2 separate regions of the Homo sapiens genome follow, and region 1 is linked to region 2. The links are chromatin contacts, found by Hi-C in ENCODE. All regions are on one chromosome and are shown on one strand. Each heading gives the region's core, a stretch centred on a gene start or an enhancer-like site at or near the end of the contact. The rest is flanking DNA. Distances are from core to core; before and after follow the strand shown. Region 1 overlaps LINC00877 (long intergenic non-protein coding RNA 877). Region 2 overlaps LOC105377159 (a long non-coding RNA gene).

The links. Hi-C counts contacts between places; a loop is a spot of excess contacts on that map. Pooled maps may share reads with other maps.
Region 1: a pooled map shows a loop between it and region 2 (8-fold over the local background). The contact joins two enhancer-like sites. A Hi-C loop is called at or near these places in 1 of 168 maps with a recorded cell type or tissue (B cell), 16 of 37 single-sample maps with no recorded cell type and 6 of 50 pooled maps.

Annotation. Positions count from the first base shown.
Region 1 is chr3:72,077,154-72,080,771 of GRCh38, reverse strand. All of the region lies in intron 2 of LINC00877 (long intergenic non-protein coding RNA 877), which reads left to right. Among named protein-coding and RNA genes, the nearest start is that of LINC00877, 21 kb to the left of the region's middle. RefSeq lists enhancers at 2,114-2,163, 2,284-2,413, 2,484-2,573. Within about 2 kb of position 2,276, at least 3 of the 41 ENCODE cell types and tissues checked have a DNase peak (open chromatin) inside an H3K27ac peak, as active enhancers do.
Region 2 is chr3:72,309,024-72,312,787 of GRCh38, reverse strand. LOC105377159 (a long non-coding RNA gene) reads left to right here. Exons shown (of 3, transcript XR_940960.2): 3 at 291-436. Among named protein-coding and RNA genes, the nearest start is that of RYBP, 140 kb to the left of the region's middle. RefSeq lists enhancers at 1,773-1,952, 2,133-2,442. Within about 2 kb of position 2,272, at least 17 of the 41 ENCODE cell types and tissues checked have a DNase peak (open chromatin) inside an H3K27ac peak, as active enhancers do.

The DNA.
Region 1 (3,618 bases), core at 1,027-3,526, 230 kb after region 2:
GTAGAAAACCAAGTTGTAGCTCAACCACCTTGGGCACATGTTCTCAGGATCTCCTGAGGGTTGTGTCACAGGCCATTGGTCACTCATGTTTGGCTAGAATAAATCTCTTCAAATATTTTACAGAGTTTGACTCTTTTTGTTGACACACCTTTGGGCACCAGAAGAGAGAAATCACTGTTTCCTTGGACGGCCCTAAGATGTGATGATGTGAGTGAAGGATGCAGTTCACCCAACCCCATAAATGAATGGAGTCCTCTTGTAAGAGGGAATCAGCCCCAACCTACAGAGAAAAGAGAAGCTAAGTCTATGCAGGGGAGGGAGAAAGGGGGAAAGGAAGGAAGAAGAGATGGGGAGGGAGGAAGGGACAGTGGAAAAGAGGAAGGCAAGGGGAGGGAAAAGAGATCCTTGTCATTCGATTCACTAGCATCCCAAGGCTAATACCACATTCAAATTTTCACTCGCATGAGTCAAAAAAACTTCCCCATTTTACTTAAGCTTTGAGTTGGTTTCTGGCACTTTTAACTGAAAAGGTCTGAATAATAAAGTTCATCAATCCACTTGTAACCTAACTTCTAGAATTCAGGTTGTGCTGGGAAATTGCTAATTCAAAACTCAAGTGCCTACATCAGCGTGGGAAGGAGTCCTTTGGAGCTGTCTGAAATTTCAGGGCATTGTCCCCATTGGAAGCTTTGAACATTACACTTAGAAATGCTAATGAGAAAGAGAGAAAAGAGGGAGAGAGAGAAGGTTTAACCAATTTTCAAAAGCCAAAGTCAGTCTTTTTAGGAGAGAAAGGGGAAGAAAAAGGGATGGAAGACACTGGGAGTGTTTTTAGTGGCTGAGACAATGGAGGGTCTTCCTTACCAGGTAGTGAGGAATTTTTCCTACAAAAAAGACACGAGTGGCTTTTGTATTTGTAGACAGGACTAACCCTCCTGGGGGTGAGCTGATCAAGGTGAAATTATATAACCTATACAGTTAACTAAAGTGAATTCATCTCCATGCCCTCAGCAAGAAGAGTGAAAAAGAGGGCTGACATGGTGTTGGTTCTGCCCATCCTCACCTGCAAGGGGCATGTGAGAGCTGAAGTAATCAGATTTACTTCCTACCTCTCACGGTGCAAGCACCTCACTGTGCTAGTGGGCATTTGAAGGGATTTTCCAAATGCACCTTTAACTGTACACAATTTTCATCTTTGTAGAAATTTAGAACCCGACTCCCTAAATAACATGAGACATCACCATCACAGGCCTCATATTACAAGCCTGTACAGAGGGTGTGTGTGTGTGTATGTGTGTGTATGTGTATGTGTGTGCATATGTGTGTGTCTCAGAATATATCTGATGGTTATTTGAAGCTCAGTATTAATAAGCTATATAATAACTGGGTTCTATAGTATTTGAAATCAAAATCACTTTTAGATTCCTCTAGGCTCTTGTAAATGATAAGTACATCAAAATGCCTTGTGATGGCCTTCTGGGAAAAAATCCTCTCAGCCCAATTTACCAGGCAACTTTTATCCCATTGAATAAACTCGAGGCTCTAAGGCAGTGACTCTGCCATCAACAACATATATGAAAGCCTGCACTTTGTGGTTGGTCTGTTTTGTGTGAGGTGGGCACTTGCTGTTCTACTTGCCCAGTGGCACTTTTTAATTGGAATGATTTTTATTTGGTCTGATTTCCTGAAATAGAATACATCGCCTGCTTTAGAAACCCCAGATAGTCTATCAGCACAGACAGCAAATTGTCCTGGGGTTCTTGGCTTAGCTGTTTGTGGGGAGAAAGACTGCTGGGCAGGGTTTTGGCAGGGGGCAGTTGTAGCATATTCAAATCAGATATTGAAACAGTTTGTGTGTGTTTAGGAAGTAACCACAAATTTGACATGCCACCTCCACCCCAAACCCCAAACTGGTTCCATTCCAACAGGCAGTAGTCTCAAAGACTCTCTTAAATGGTTCATTTCTTCCTATTTACAACTCCCACAGTGAGCTGTTTTTTTAAGGGGAAATCAGTTTCTATGAACATCTAGGGCCCTGAGTGGGTCTTTGCTCTTTATTTGTCCTGCTTTGTTTAAACCAAAGAATACCTCAAGCCAGTAACCAGGCGAGCAGGGGCCTGTGACAGGCATGGTCACCTGAAATCCATTTATGCACAGGGATTGAAGGAGCAATCATATTCTAAATAAGGCTAATGAAGCTTTTTGTGAAAGCGCCAAAACCCACACACAAACGTCACCCTTGGCGTGTTCTCATTTCCACGGAGCAAAAGCAAAGGGGAGAAGGCTTACTGGGAAGCTGCCGCTGGCACATAGAATTAAGCAAAGGCTGTCCCATAGGTGTGCACAGCGGGCTTCTTTTCAGAGGGAGGATGAGGAGGAGGCAATGTGGTTCTTGCATACTAAGGGACTCAGTGTACTGCTCTAGGTGTGATTTTTCTTTTCTGTCACAATTGAGCCCAGTTTGAATTTCTCCCCTTACTTTCTTTTGGTTCACTCTTTTCCTTCATGGTAATCTTGCTGCTTAATGACCCTGGCCCCAGGCTTCCAAGGTAACTTGCCAAGAAGTTCAAGTTTACTTCTGAAGTCCATGGCTCTCACTTCCTCTTCCTTCGTCCCTCACCGCTTCTCACTTTTCTCCTCACACCTCCCGCACAACATCTGAAATATTCACTACCTCCAAGCGGCCCCGCTTTTGCAACCCACCCAAGCCTGTCATTTGTTTAAACGCTACTACTTATTTGGGTTTTGGCTCTGGGCCAGTCATCAGCAAACATTTTCTGAAAAGGGTTAGATAGTAAATAGTCTCAGCTTTTGAGCCACACTGTCTCTGTTGCAACCCTTCACTCTGTTATATCATGTAAATAGCCATCAACAATATGTAAATGAACAGGTAGGTGTGTCTGTGTTGCAATAAAACTTCATTTACAAAAAGAGGCAATAGGTTTGATTTGGCCTGATGGTCAAATGGAGTGAGTCCATGTGACATATGCAGGAAACTCACAAGGCTTTTAAGAATGGTATGTGCCCCAAAACACTGCCAGCTTGACCTGAAAGGGACAGAGAGAACAAAATGAAAGAAGGTTGTCAGATCACCAAAATTCTACAGACAGGAAACAGGTGGGTGAAACTACAGCTGCAAACAAGTATTACCCTTTATGAAGAAGGAAAGATGACTGTGAGAGCAGACCTTATAGGCTCTGAAGGCAGAGCTGAGAGCCATGCCTTGAAACCTAATGGAGTTTTTCTGGTTGGATTTAGAAAACATTTGGGACCAGGGACTCTTTTTTTTCTTTCCTTCTTCTCTCGTTTTGAATGGGAGTGCTGTTACCCTGGTGGAGTGTGTTTCATTTTGTATTTTGGGAGCAGATAATTTCTTTGCTAGCTTCATAGGTCCACAGATAGAGAGAAATTGTGCCACACACTGGACTATACCCAGAGCTTCACCCATGCCTATATTCGATGATTTATGTGATGAGAAATGAAACTTTTGACCTGATAAGACTTAGATGAGATTTTGGATTCAGGTTGATTGCTGTAATGGGTTGGGAGTTTTTAAGAATGGGTCAATGCAGTTGAGATAGACATAAAACTTTGGGAACAGACAGCATATTTTTGCAG
Region 2 (3,764 bases), core at 1,023-3,522:
GTCTTGTACCCAGGATCAACATTTGACAAGCATCCCAGGGGGCTCTCTGATGGCAGCTCTAAGCCCAATCTTGCCTCACCTACTTCCCTCCCATCCTCCAGGCCTCCAAAACCTCCCAAGGCCATTCCAGCTCTAAACTGGAAAATGCGTTTGTTGAAAGGGGTTGAATTGGCATGAAATGACTAAAGGAGGTGCAGTTTAGCAAAGCCACGAACTGGAGCTACCTTCTAAATTAGGATGAGGGACTTTCTTTTCCGGATTAGTCATTGAGCAAGCTCCTTCATTCTCAGAACTGCCTCCGTGCTGCTGGTTGGACAGTTATTCTCACCAACAAGAAGGTAGACGATGGTTAGTCTATCTGCAGCTGCTCCCGCTTACTGAGGGGAAAAGAGAAGACTTCCCCTTGTAACCTGGCTGGGAGCCTTCCCAAGGTGGGTGAGGACATTTCCAAAATATTTTTTATGCTAATTAACGGAGGTATTAAAACGTACTGGCTAAATAATGCTGCCATTGAAAGAAGCAAAGGATGGAAGCACGTCTAACTTCCCTGTAAGTAGGCTTTCTTGTTGAACATTAAAACTCCCACAAATTCCCCTGTGGCTTCATCATAGACTCTGTGGTGACCACTACCTATGGACCACTGTTATGAGACCACTGTCTCATAAAGTGACTTTCTAAAGGCCTCAGATGGTCATCTTCAGAGCGTGGAGGAACAGGGGCCTGGGGCTGAGAAAACTTGATTGGTTTCAGCCTCAAGAAATCAGTACCAGCCCAGGTAATGTTGGGCTTTGGGTCTCTCCCTGTGCCTCCTTTGATAGTTTGGTGTCTTGAGGCACAAGGCAAGGGGACCTCTCCTTCCTCCAGCATCTTGTCACCTAAGAGATTATTTTCCTTTGGTGACACATTCCCACAGTCATAGGTCAATTTTTTTTTGTGAAACAAATCAGCAAAAAAAATCATCATGGGTCTTGCCATAAATCCTCAAGAGCATGTAGTGGGGTGGCGGGTGACTCTGAAAGTATGAAGGCATGAGGTTTTTATTCCTGGTGTTTCTCTCTACCCTCGTCCCCTCCTCCATTCTGGCTGCTGTGTGCATTTTGTTCTCATTGCCTCGGGAGAGGCAGCAACTCGGAGAGAAGAGAATGTCAGCTCTTGGCCTTGGAGTTGCAAAATCTTAGGCCTGCGGGGAGGAGAAGGACTGATGGGCATCAGTGACGGAAGTGGGGAGGAGAGCTGGGAACAAGATGAATTTCTGGGCCTGGAGATGGCAAGGTTTCTTCTGGGTGGGGAAGGAAGAGAGATGGAGGGGACACAATAAAGGAGAGAGGTCCTGCGGCCATGTGGGCTGGAGGAAACTCAGTTTCCAGGTACTGCCCAGCCCCTCCTGGAGAGGGGACTTGGGTCACCCACCAACAATGCCCAAGGGCTCTCAGTCAGCACCTCCACACCCTCCAGCTTATTACTGCGTTACCATACAGCATCAACACATGGGAGTTGCAAAGGTGGTCCTTTCTGTGGACAGCTGGTGGGACCTCCTAGCTCAGAGGGGAACCTCCAGCCATGTCCCGAGTGCTTGTCTGGCACCTTCGACTTCTCCCTCATGGATGTTCCTGTTTCAGCATCGCAGGCCATCTGCAAACTGTGGAGATGGGGTGGGGGCCTGGACACCTGCTGGGGTAGCAGTGATAGAAAGGACAAGAGGACAGGGTCCCTCAGCACTTCTACCTCCTTGAACCTGCCAGAGTCCACCTGCGGAGGTGGGGCGATGGTGAGCCGCAGCCCCCAGGAGCCCTTTAACTACAGAAGCTCATGGCGTGCAGAGGGAGGCAAAAGATGGGCCATGGAGTCACGCGAATCTGAGGACTGGCTCCAACTCCACCTTTGTCTCCCTCTTCGGAAAGCTGAACAGGGTGCAACGTGAGAAGGCGATCTTCCTTCCTGCCTTGCAGGCACTCTGGGGACGCTGCTTGTTTGCTCTGCTCTGCCAACTCTCCCCTGGGGACTCTCCTCCCCAGCCAGGCTGCCCTGGAGGGTGGAGTCTCCCCGCTGTCCTCCTGCTCCACCCCTCAGTCCACAGACCTTTTCATTTAAAGAGTTCATTGCTACAGGAAACAGATGGTAGTCACAAAAATAATAAACAGAGAGAATTTCAAAGGTTCCGGAAGCTCAGAGTCATGGTCTCAGGCCCGTCGTTAAAGACTTCCTTCTGAGATGGGGCCTGAGAATGACTGCAAACACTGTTGTTTCAGCCACTGGGATGGCCGGGCAGGGAACTGCAGTGCTGAGAGCTGTCAGCCCCTGGACTAGTGTGTAACCCTCACAGTCGTCTTGCAATGGGAGGGTGTCATGACCCCCACTTTACAGATGTAAAAACTGAGTTCAGAGAGCAGGATTGGCTGCATGATTTAGGACATTCAGTGTAAAATAAAAATGTGGGGTCTTTGGTTTAAAAATTAAGAACTTCAAGACTGAAACCACAGCAGACTGTTAAACCAAGTGAGGTGTCCTTCTGATCACAGGCCCTGAGTGACTGCCTGGGACACAGGCTTGTGAAGTCAGCCCTGTCAGAGATTAGGTAACTAGCCCAAGGACACCAGCTAGTGAGAGGCAACCGCGGCTTCCATGCAACGTCTAGGACAGCCTTCAATTGAATTTTGCTATCTTCCTGGTCTTTACCTGTGGACACCCCCATCCCTCCCTCCCACCCGCCATGGCTTGGCTGTCGGCATTATTTTTATAACTTAAAAAGAATCGTTAAAAAGTAAAGCATGACTTTAAGACGCCAACACTACACAAATCCTGATGTTGCTCCCAGAAGCCCTTTGGCTTTTGCTAAAACGGAGGCGGAAGAGGTGATTGGGCATTGCCCCACCTCCTCCTCCATTCAATTAACTTGACAAGGAAACATTTTTGAGACAGATGATTCTCATTTTTAATGCAGTTTGAAAGTCCCTAGGGGCAGGAAGACACTCGGGCTTGCCTACTTCAGGAAGTGGTGTCTTCCCTCCAATTTATACGGACTTTATTTTAAGAGACCTCAGCTGGCTCAGTCCACATTGATAAGCTTCCCCAATGGGATATGCATAATATAGGGCTTACAGTACACATTCAACACAATATCTTAATACATGTTTATACGAATATATATTTGTATTTTATGCTATTATCACAGTGGTTCTTAGAGGAGAGAATGACTTTACCCCTTAGGGGAACATTTAGCAATGTCTGGAAGACATTTCTGCTGTCACAGCTAAGAAGCAGCTGCTATTGGCTTCTAGTGGGTGGGGTTTGGGGGTGCTGCTAGACATCCTACCATGCACAGGGCAGCCCCCCACAACAGAGAAGTATCCAGCCCAAAATGTCAGTGCTGAGGCTGAGAAGCCACAACAAGCAATCATAATTAATTGGTATTGTCAAGGAATGAAAGATTACTGGGACTGGAACCCCACTTTGTAAAAAATCTACCCTTAGGAAATAAATTTTTGAGTGCTGCCAACTGAATTTGTGACTATTATGTAATAACTAACTGGGTCTCAAGTTAGGAGTCAGTTGAACCTCAGATAATCTTCACAACTCCCCCCAAGAAGTTTGAATTCTTTTTTTTTTTTTTTTAGAGGCGAGGTCTTGTTATGTTGCCCAGGTGGGTATCGAACTCTGGAACTCAAGTGATGCAACCTGCCTCGGCCACCCAAAATGCTGGAAATATAGGCGTGAATCACCACATGCCTGATCAGAAGTTTGAATTCTTATACTCATTTTGCTGA